2 separate regions of the Homo sapiens genome follow, and region 2 is linked to region 1. Evidence: chromatin loops called from intact Hi-C (ENCODE). Cell type or tissue: mesothelial cell of epicardium. All regions are shown on one strand.

Region 1 (5,000 bases):
TATTAATTATAGTTATTTTTTCTGTTATTAAACATTTGCAGAAATTACCATTTCAAATAGTTTGTGGTTTCACTGTAATTTATGTAAACATTTCCCTTTAGCCTCTTCTTTATGCCATTTAATTCTATTTAACCCCACTTTAAATATATTCTGAAACATCTCTAATAATTTCTGAGTGCAATAATATGATAATTGTGGGTAAAAATATAAATGTTTTTATGGTTCTTGACATAAATGCCTAGTTGTTTTCAGAAAGGTTATAAAAATTTATGATACTCTCACCAATAGTTTTTGGGTGTGCTTGTCTCAGAGGACTGTCTCTGGCATTAAGTTGATAGCTATATATATATATGTGTGTGTGTGTGTATAATATTTTATATATATCCATTACATGATATATGTGTGTGTATATGTATACTATTTTATATATATCTACTATATTATATAGGTGTGTGTGTGTATATATATATATATAGAGAGAGAGAGAGAGAGAGAGAAAGAGACAGAGAGGGAAAGGGCTGGAAATTTGCTTCCTTTTGTTATATTGCTCTCTTTGCATGTGTTCAGGGTTCGTTTTTGCCTACATCCTAGGATCTATATTGATATGAAATGCTGACCTAAATTTTTATAACTGTAATAATTATGTTCACTTGAGTTTTCTGCTATATGTTTGCTCACAGTGACATTTCTTGCACTGCCAAGCTAAGTTGACCCTTTGGAAGCCGAGACCCACCAATTCTCTGAAATGGTGAATATCCTATTAGTATCACCAGTGCCTTGGGCCTTGAAAAGCATGCCTTTGTGTTCAACCTTTATGACCCCACATTTATACTCTGTGGAGTACACACAGCTTGATGGCAGTTTTTTGAAGTTCTTGTAGAAACCTAAACATAGGATCTGGAAGGCAAGTCCTCAAGAATCTCTTCTCTCCTTATCTTTTCATCTCCAGATGCCTTTCATGGGTCTTTTGTTTTGCAGGGGTTTTCCAAGACTAGATAGGTGTATATATAGTGCTGCTTTATTGGGGCAGATTGGAGCAGGAAGGAGAAATAATGAGAATGTCATAATAAAGGGTCCTGACCTGGACAGAGGCAGCCCCATCTGGTTCCCCGTCTCTCCTGCATTCCACATATTGGGACCAAGAGCACATGACTTTTCTGCTCCACTGATAATAATGAGTAGACATCTGGACCCAGAGCTTTCATGCAACAATTTGCTCAGGGGTAAGGTGTGCAAGGTCTATGTGCACAGGGACTTGGGGAAGGAAACAGAAACCCCCAAAAGTCAGTGAGACAGCAGAATTTGAAAAGATGGCTCAGCCCTTCACAGCTAAGGCTGAAGCATGGGAGAAAAATTCAGGAAGATGTTTAAATTATCAGAGTATCACTCATGGGCAAGATGAGGACCAGTGTATGCAGGGACACTGTGCTGCAACCTGCTAGGAAAGAATTAGGAGGATTCTAACTGCAGTGTCTGATTGTTGGGAGATGCTAGGACTGGTTAATGTTGGCTAAATGTTGAAACCAAATAAGCACAGAAAACAAAAACAGAGAAAAACAGCTGAAGTTAGGAGGACTGAGTCTCCCCAGCTGCTCTGAGCCCTCAATGAAGAAAGACTTTAGCAGTTCCACAGGCCAGAGAGGGGACAAGGGCTGGGAGTAGATGGTCATATACCCTCCATGGCCCACTTCTGGAAGGAACAGATCAACAGCAGCCTGCCAACCCTTTGCCCTAATGGTACTACCAGTCTGGCAGCTCCTCCTGATTTCCAGCTGGGGTGGGGTCCTGTCAACAGCTAATTAGCATCCTGGAGATCTCTGCCATCATAAGTAGCCACTTCTGGGTTTCTGAGTCTTCTGAAACAGAGGTTGGCCCTGGAAGCCTCTGCCTTCATGACTTGGACTTCCATGTTGCTCTGGGTCTTTGAGGCACTCCTGAATCAGGCTGGGCAGAAGTTCCCAGAATCTTTCATCAACATAAAAAGTCTTTTAGCAAATGACTTCTATGAGCCTTCATTTCAAACTTCTTTAAGCTAACCAATATTAATGGAGCATCTCCGCAGTCTAAGAAGTAACTCCAAGCTTGGGGAACTGACATCATCACATGAAGGTCCTGGACTAGCGCAGGGACTCAGATGAGCTCAATACAGGAAGGTCAGCGGTGCCCCTCTGCAAAAGCATGCATGCTGCAGCGTACACTGGAGTCAGAGAGATATGAGGGGAAATTAACTCCTGAACTGTTTTGCAAGAGGGCTGTAGGCAATGTGCACAACTGAGAGGTCCTGGTGCGGTTCTGATGGAAGCTGGGAAGGCTAGAAGGAAGAGCTGAGGCATTGTAATTTACACATAATGTGACATGAACAGTGCCAACATTACGTTTCTTGCCTCAGAGTCAATCTTCACACTTTCTAAGGAAGAGGCCCTTCCAGGGCATTGGAAGTGAGAGCTGCTCCCTTCAAATGAAAGAGGGAGACCCTTTCTCCCACCTCAACCCCTACCATAAGTGAAGAAGTACCCTGGTTAGGCTCAGAAACAGAATTGAGGACTTGAGGGGAGTGGTTCTTATTGCTGTGTGGTGGCTGACACTCAGTGGCAGGTAGAAGGGGACCTCTCAGTGTTTCATCCAGACCGCTCTTACTCACTGGTGGCAATGGTGAGTAATAAATAAACAACAGTTTTGAGGGGGTGTAGGTGAATCAGTCAAGAATCCTTTCAGCGGCTTGTAGGTTTATCTTTCTCCAGAATAAGAAGTCTGGAAATAGGTAGCTGCTGAATCAATGATTTAGGAGCAGCTACCTAAAAGTCTCTTGTCCCTTCTCTCTTGGTCATGCATGGTTGCCACAGTACACATCACTAAGTCCACAATTAATGCAGAAAAAGGAGGTGGAGGAATAATGCTTTATGTTTCGTTTCTTTTCTTTTTCTTTTTTTCTTTTTTTTTTTTTTTTGAGATGGAGTCTTGCTCTGTTGCCCAGGCTGGAGTGCAGTGGTGTGATCTAGACTCACTGCAACCTCCACCTCCCAGGTTCATGAGATTCTCCTGCCTCAGCCTCCCATGTAGCTGGGATTACAGGTGCCCACCACCACGCCTGGCTAATTTTTTGTGTTTTCAGTAGAGATGGGGTTTCACTGTGTTAGCAAGGATGGTCTTGAACTCCTGACCTCGTGCTCTGCCTTCCTCAGCCTCCCAAAGTGTTGGGATTACAGGCGTGAGCAACCGCACCCAGCCTATGTTCAGTTTCTTACTCCTACCAAAAATATAGGTTGCCCTAGAAACTCAAATGATTTTTTTTAACCTCTAATTATACAGAGTCCGGTCAAAAGTATTCCTGAGTACAAGAAAAGCTGGAAAAGGCAGTATCTGACTCATTAGTCTCTATAGTTTAAGCTAGTAATAGAGATGTGGGTTAGAGTATGGGCTTTGAAAATGGGTTGATCAACCAACCTCATATGTTATATGTCCTTGAGATTGCCTAGATATTTCAGGACAATGTCAAGTTAGAAGGATTTTGCAAGGACCAATATCAATATTTGTATTAGATATAAATGGACTAAACACTCAAATTAAAAATGTTTTGTTATACTGCGTTAAAGAGTCAAGCCTGAGTATATATTGATTAAAAAAGATGGATTTTAAATATAAATACTGATGTGCTAAAAGGAAAAGGAAAAAGAAAAGCTATACCATACAAGCACTAATTGTAAAAATTCTGGAAAAGCTATATTAATATCTGTAAAAGTATTCCTTTCAGGCAATGTATTATGTAGAGATAGAGATTAGACCTCTCCTAAAGATAAGAGGTTAACTCATGAAAACAAAAAATTCTAAATGTATGTTCAACTGACAAAGTTTCAAAGTAGATGAAGAAAATCTGACACAAGAAAAGGCAGACAGAAAAATTTACAATTACAACTTGAGATTTTAATTTTCATTCTCAGTAATTAATGGAACTATTGTACTAAAAATGAGTAGTGATGTATACATTCTGAAGAGTATTATGAAATCACATTCAGTAGTTAAAACTTAGAAAACATGACACTCAGTAGCCACAAAATGGACATTTTAATTGAGAGTACATAGACACAATGTTGTGACAATATTGACCATATATTGAGCCACAAAGTCAATAAATTTCATGGGGTTCACATGACAGAGAGGCTATTCAGGACCACAATGAAATAAAATTAGAAAATCAACAAGAAAAATATATCCAGGTATTTCTCAAATATTCAAAATTTAAGCCAGACATTTCTAAAGAACTCACTAGTCAGAAAATAAATTATAATGAAAATGAGAACACACTTGAACTAAATTATAAACCACATATATCCACATTTGTGGAAGACAGCTAAAACAATACTTTAAAGTATATAACTTTAAAAGTTTACAGTAAAAATAGGACATATTAAAATCAGCAATCTAAGTTTTCACCTAATTAGGTTAACAAGAAAAAATCCACATTAAACAAAGTAGAAAAAAAAAAAAGAGAGAAGCCAAAATCAATGAAACAGATATCAAACAAATGTTAGAGAAAAATTTTTAAAAACTTACTCTTTTGAAAAGATTCAATAAAATTGATAAACTTTCTGTCTGATATAATCAAGAAAAAGGGAAGGAACAGATTATTTATATAGTCATTGAAAAAGGGAGCTATGACTACAGACCTTACAGGTATTAAATGACAAACAGGAGAATGTTATGAACAAATGTATGCCACATTATTTTTTTGCAACATAGAGGAAGGGACACTTTTAAAAACGGTATTTACTAAAACACATAGAAAAGAGTAATAGGGAATTTGACTAGATTTATGTTAGTTAAACAAATTAAATTCCTAATTAAAAATCTTCCCAAAAGAAAGCCCCAGGCTCAGAGGGCTTCACTAGTAAAATCTATCAGGCATTTAAGAAAATAAAATACCAATCCTGCAAAAATTACGTAAAAATAAAGGAAAAGGTACCCTTCCTAACTTAGGAGGTCAGCATAACTCTGATATCGAA
Region 2 (5,000 bases), 210 kb before region 1:
CCTATCTTCTTTGGTGAGGTGTCTGTTCAGATCTTTTGCTCATTTTTAAACCGAGTTGGTTACTTTCTGATTGTTCAGCTTTAAGGGTTCATTGCATACCCAAGTCCTCTATCAGTATGAGTTTTGCAAATATTTTATCCCAGTCTTTGGCTTGTCTTTACATTTTTTAACCGTGTCTTTCACAGAACAGAATATTTTAGTTTCACGGATGTCCACTTACACAATTTGTTCTTTCATGGAGTGTTGCTTTAGGTGTTGTATTTAAAAAATCATCACCAAATCCAAGATCATCTAGATTCTCTCCTATGTCACCTGCTAGAAGTTTTAAAATTTTGAGTTTTATATTTAAGTTTATAATCCATTTTGAGATTTTTGTGACACATGAATTCTGTATAGATCTCCTCTCTTTTTTGCATGTGGAGGCCCAGTTGTTCCAGCACCATTTGTTGAAAACGCTCTTTCTTCATTGAATTGCCTTTGCTCCTCCATTGAAGATAAGTTGACTTCGGTGGATCTCAAGCTAGTCACATGCCTCCAGCAATTCGTCAATTACAGTTTAAGTGTTCCTACAAGAACCGGCTGTGCAAGGGCTTCTGCCCCTGAAATGTTGCTCCCAGTAAGCTGTGATTCTTTGTACCCACCTCTGTCTCCAACTATTGCAGCATCCTTCGCCCGTGACTTCAATCCTCTGAGAGATCTCAGAAGAGTTATTTCTCAGTTTGTTCAGCTTTTTTCTTGTTGTGAGGATGGGAGTGATGGCTACAGGTCATATGGCAATGGAACTTTGAATCTGCTTTTTCTAAGTTGATTTCAAGGGCACACACCCTGTTCCAAATTTTCCCTAGACTAGAGAAAGGGATTATTTTGTTTTTCACTTAGAGGAGGAAGAAACTATCAATCATGAAGTAAGGGCACAATCATGTTTAAACCTCATCTTGCATTGCTTGGCAATGGCCCTGCATCTCTGAAAGTGTGTGTGGTTCTGTGAGGGTGGGGAGTGCTGAAGGTGGGCTCTGCTCTCCTTTTCTAGGGACTTTCTCATATTTGTATAGATTTTGATGGACTTACTAGCAAACCTGCCTTATTTTATAATACACAGCACCACTCCAGATTCATCTTGGAGGTCTCTTTCTGTTCTTCCCTCCCACCCACATGAACACTCAATGCTTACAACTGAGAATATTTCAGAAACCTGCTCCTCTCCTGGTTTGGCAGTTGGTGATTTGGATTCTAAAGCCAAGAATGCTGGGATAAGCTGAAAGATTTATAACTATGAGAGTCCCTGCGAGCGTTGGCTACAAGCACGACGGTAGCCCAACATGCACAGAGGGAAGAATGAATGACAGCAAGATGCACATGTCCAGCCATGACCTGGACAGCTCCTTGCCCCAGCAGCTGGGATCTAGTGCTGCCTCCCTCTGACTCAACTTCTGCCCTGTCTTGGGCTGCTGTTTCTGTCTGATTCTCCTGAACCTCATCCACTGTCCTGGTCCATTGACATCAGGCAGACTATCTTTCCTGCCATTCCCACTGAACTCCTGATGAGGCACTGACTTGATCCCATCTTCCAGATATAAAAACTGATGCATAGCTTGCTTAAGCAAAGCAGGTATTATTCGCAGGCCAGCTGACTAATGTCCACGTTGTGCAGAATGATGCTCCAAAATGTCACTTGCATGGGTCACTAATAACTTAGCTGCATTTCTTAACCCTCACTAAGCGCCAGGCACTATTCTCAGAAACTTGTACATCCCATGTAGTTCAATCACTGCTATGTCCTTGTGTTGTAAGTGCTACCTGCAGCGTATATATTGAAAACAACAACAAACACACAAACCAACTGGAGGCTTCGTGCTGCTAGGTTCCCTGCCCAAGATTATACTGCCAGCAAGCAGTAGCATCTCATTTTGAATCAAATGATCTTACTCAGGAGGATTCCTGACCTGTTGTCCAGAGGAGAGCCGGGAAAGCATCCAGGCCCCCTCTCACCTGCCATGGACTTTCCTCTGCTCCAGTTTCTATGGAATGGTTCTCCAGTTTCTGATCACATGCAGGATGACAGCCCATTCCATGGCTCTGTACTGTGAATGTCTTCCTTGTTTCTCCACCAGACCAGCCTCCTCAACTCTCCCACTTATTCCTTGCTTAAGATCTGGAGAGGGCTTCCTATGTCATTTAAAATTAAGTCTAAATTCTGTATCATAACCTTCCAGGCCCTATGCAGCCCAGACCCTGCTAGCTCTGTCACCTCAGAGAGTAACCACACACCACCCCCTCCCCGCCCTGTCCTCCCATGACATTTCAGCCACGGGCACCTCTCTGTGCTGCAGGTGTGCAAGGCACCTTCTCATGACATGAGTACCCACTTAGCATTTCTCTCCTGATGCCTGCACAACTGACCCCTCAGATTCAGGCCTCAGGTGCCTTTTCTAAGGCAGGTCTCTTATCCCCCAGCTCTGCCCATCCTCTGTTACTGTAGTCTCTTTTCTTTATCTCTAAAACATTATCACAATCTGAAATTATCCTGCCCCACATTCTTGTTTACTTCTTTACCTTCTCTCCACCCTGGAACATGATCTCCAGCAGAGCAGACCCTGCCCGACTGGTTTGCTGGTGTTTGAACAGCCTCTGAACAGCCTCTACCTTAGTGCTCAATGCATAAGTCTGTGAAAAGGTAAGGAATAAGCAAATGCTCATAGCTCTCCCCTGCACAGCAGCACAAAGCACACCTTCCATGCCACAGCCCTCTGACCAGGACATGCAACCCAGGGCGCTGTTCAAAATGAAACGGGGGCTCTTGTTCATAAGTGGTTAGATTTCCAAGCTGGTGTCCACACAGCCTTGAACCAAGCACCAGGCCTTCTCACCTCAGGGCCCCGGACTGCACATCCAGGAAGCCGGCACTGCATCTGAGTCATTTCTTTCCCAGACTAAGCTTCTGGTCCCTTCTTCTTATGACAGCCCCCACAGACATGGGCCTCACACATCCCAAGGTCCCCATCAATCACCCTGTGTGCTCCCCACGGATATGACCCCTTTGTGAATTCCTCCTCACAGTGGTGCTCAGGATATGTCCCATTCCTGGATGTTTGTTCCTCTGTAATTGAGTGGGATGATTAGTCTTCCCCAACCACCCTGGATGGCGCCACTGAGCATTTTATTAACAAAGACTTGGGTTTACTCTGGGATGAACATCAGCATTGGCTGTAGTCAACCTACCAGCAAGTACAACCCCCGTTCACTCACACTTTAAGCTATTAACAAGTTCAGTCCTTTGAAGCTGACTACCTGTTAGCACTGAGTGCAGAACATTGCCACAAGTAAAATTATTTTTGTTAATTTTTATACATCAAGGACCTTTGGACTTTTGTAGCTTTCATTGGCGTGTTGGCTCGATGACTCCGCTAATTTAGACGATTTCACTTGATACTTCATCCAGATCATGTATACAAACACTGAGTATCAAGAGGATATTCCTTTGAATACAAAAGTTTTTGTTTTTATCTTCAAGAGATCTTAAGGAAGCTGAAACCAATACCCGTGCTTTTCCTGAACACCCACTGAGTTCCAGGTCACCAGACGCACTCAGGATGAGGGTCCCTGCCGCTGAAGGTCCTGCGGGAGCTGGAGAGATGAGTCGCGGAGGGGAGCAGCAGCTGAGCCGGCCTTGGGTGCGCGGGGACCGCATGTGGAGATGCTGTGCGGGTGGAGTTGGCACGCGCTGGACTGCTCCAAGGAAGGCAGGCTTTTGGTGTTGGCTGCTGATCAGGAAGCCTGACCGGAGGATGTTGTGCTTGGTGGGTTTGAACAGGCTGTCCTCAGGGGCATCTAGGAGAGGGGAAGGCAGGCTCTCCAGGCAGGGATGCCGGGGAGGAGGAAAGAAGGTGTGGGCTGTGTGTAGGGGAGAGTGAGGGCCGACGTGGCAGAATCAGAAGTCAGGTTGCTGATTTAAACCTGGGCAGTTCTGGAGCAGCAAGGAGTGAAACACCTGCAGGTGCGGTCTCCGCGACGGTCCTCTTAAGCAGATGCTGTGGGTTAGGTTCCAGAGGAGCTTGGCATAGGCTGGGGCAGGTGGGAGGATCAGGAGGACAATGCTCGGGCCAGCGGGGCTCAGGTATGTTGAGGACAAACATCCTCATTTTGCCAGTTGCCCCGGGCTGGCTTCGGATGTAAGTGTCCCTCTGGGGAAGATTCGTTCATACTCCGGGACCACTTTCTGCACTTCTGTGTCCATCTCCCAGTTATGTAGCAGAGTGAGGGGCTCTCAAGAAGAGCCGTGCATCAGTGTGTGCCCGGGACTGCAGATGTCAGGAGCAGAGGCCCCAACGTTACCTGCAGCTCTTCCACAGATGGCCCTGGAAAGGACACATCGGCTAAGCCCCTCAGCCTACTCTCCCACTTGTCCCCTCCTGCCTGCCCTCCCTACAGCCTGCAGGGGCCCACAGAAAGCTCTGTCAGTTCAGAGGGGTGCCATCCGTCTGGGAGCTCCACGCCCGGGGGGCTGCCGGCTTCCCTGAGGGCTGGAGGTGCTGAATCTCTCTCATTCAGCATTAGCTTTTCGTAACATTTTGCTGTCTTTGTGCAAACACACTATCAGCCTACCTGTGCCTGACAAGGGATCTAGCTCCTGTTTTCTGCCTGCGCTAGGAGGCTTGGCATCCCTCGGGCTGCTGTGACACCCTCCCCACAGCCACACTCCCTTCCTCCCGCCATCGCTGGCAGCTACAGCAGAACCGGGAGCTTGGGCCCTACACCCAGCAGCACGGGCCTGGCTTTCCGCAGCCGTGTGAGCCTCAGGAGCTGTGGTGCGGCCCCTGAGGACTGCCTTTCTCAGACAGTGTCTTAGGCAGATGGAAAGCTCCAGAGAGCCAGGCCAGTCCCCATGGGGGGTCTCCCTGGCTGCCTCGAGGCCTGGTGCACACGGAACCGTGTTTAACATCCCAGGAGACAGGCAAAGCCATGGGAAACCAGCTTGGTAGTTTTTGAATCGTGCGGTCCAT

What was found. Hi-C counts contacts between places; a loop is a spot of excess contacts. Peaks named below come from ENCODE experiments on the same cell type or tissue, not always from the same donor. Only the 100,000 strongest peaks of a DNase experiment are listed, where the experiment ranks them.
Region 2: it touches region 1 in a loop (7-fold over the local background); 1 of 110 quality-filtered maps calls a loop at or near these places.

Annotation. Positions count from the first base shown.
Region 1 is chr11:134,812,966-134,817,965 of GRCh38, forward strand. No RefSeq gene overlaps it. Among named protein-coding and RNA genes, the nearest start is that of LINC02714, 80 kb to the left of the region's middle. In mesothelial cell of epicardium, no CTCF peak of the experiment used is centred here; no DNase peak of the experiment used is centred here.
Region 2 is chr11:134,605,845-134,610,844 of GRCh38, forward strand. No RefSeq gene overlaps it. Among named protein-coding and RNA genes, the nearest start is that of LINC02706, 100 kb to the right of the region's middle. In mesothelial cell of epicardium, no CTCF peak of the experiment used is centred here; a DNase peak (open chromatin) is centred at 2,621.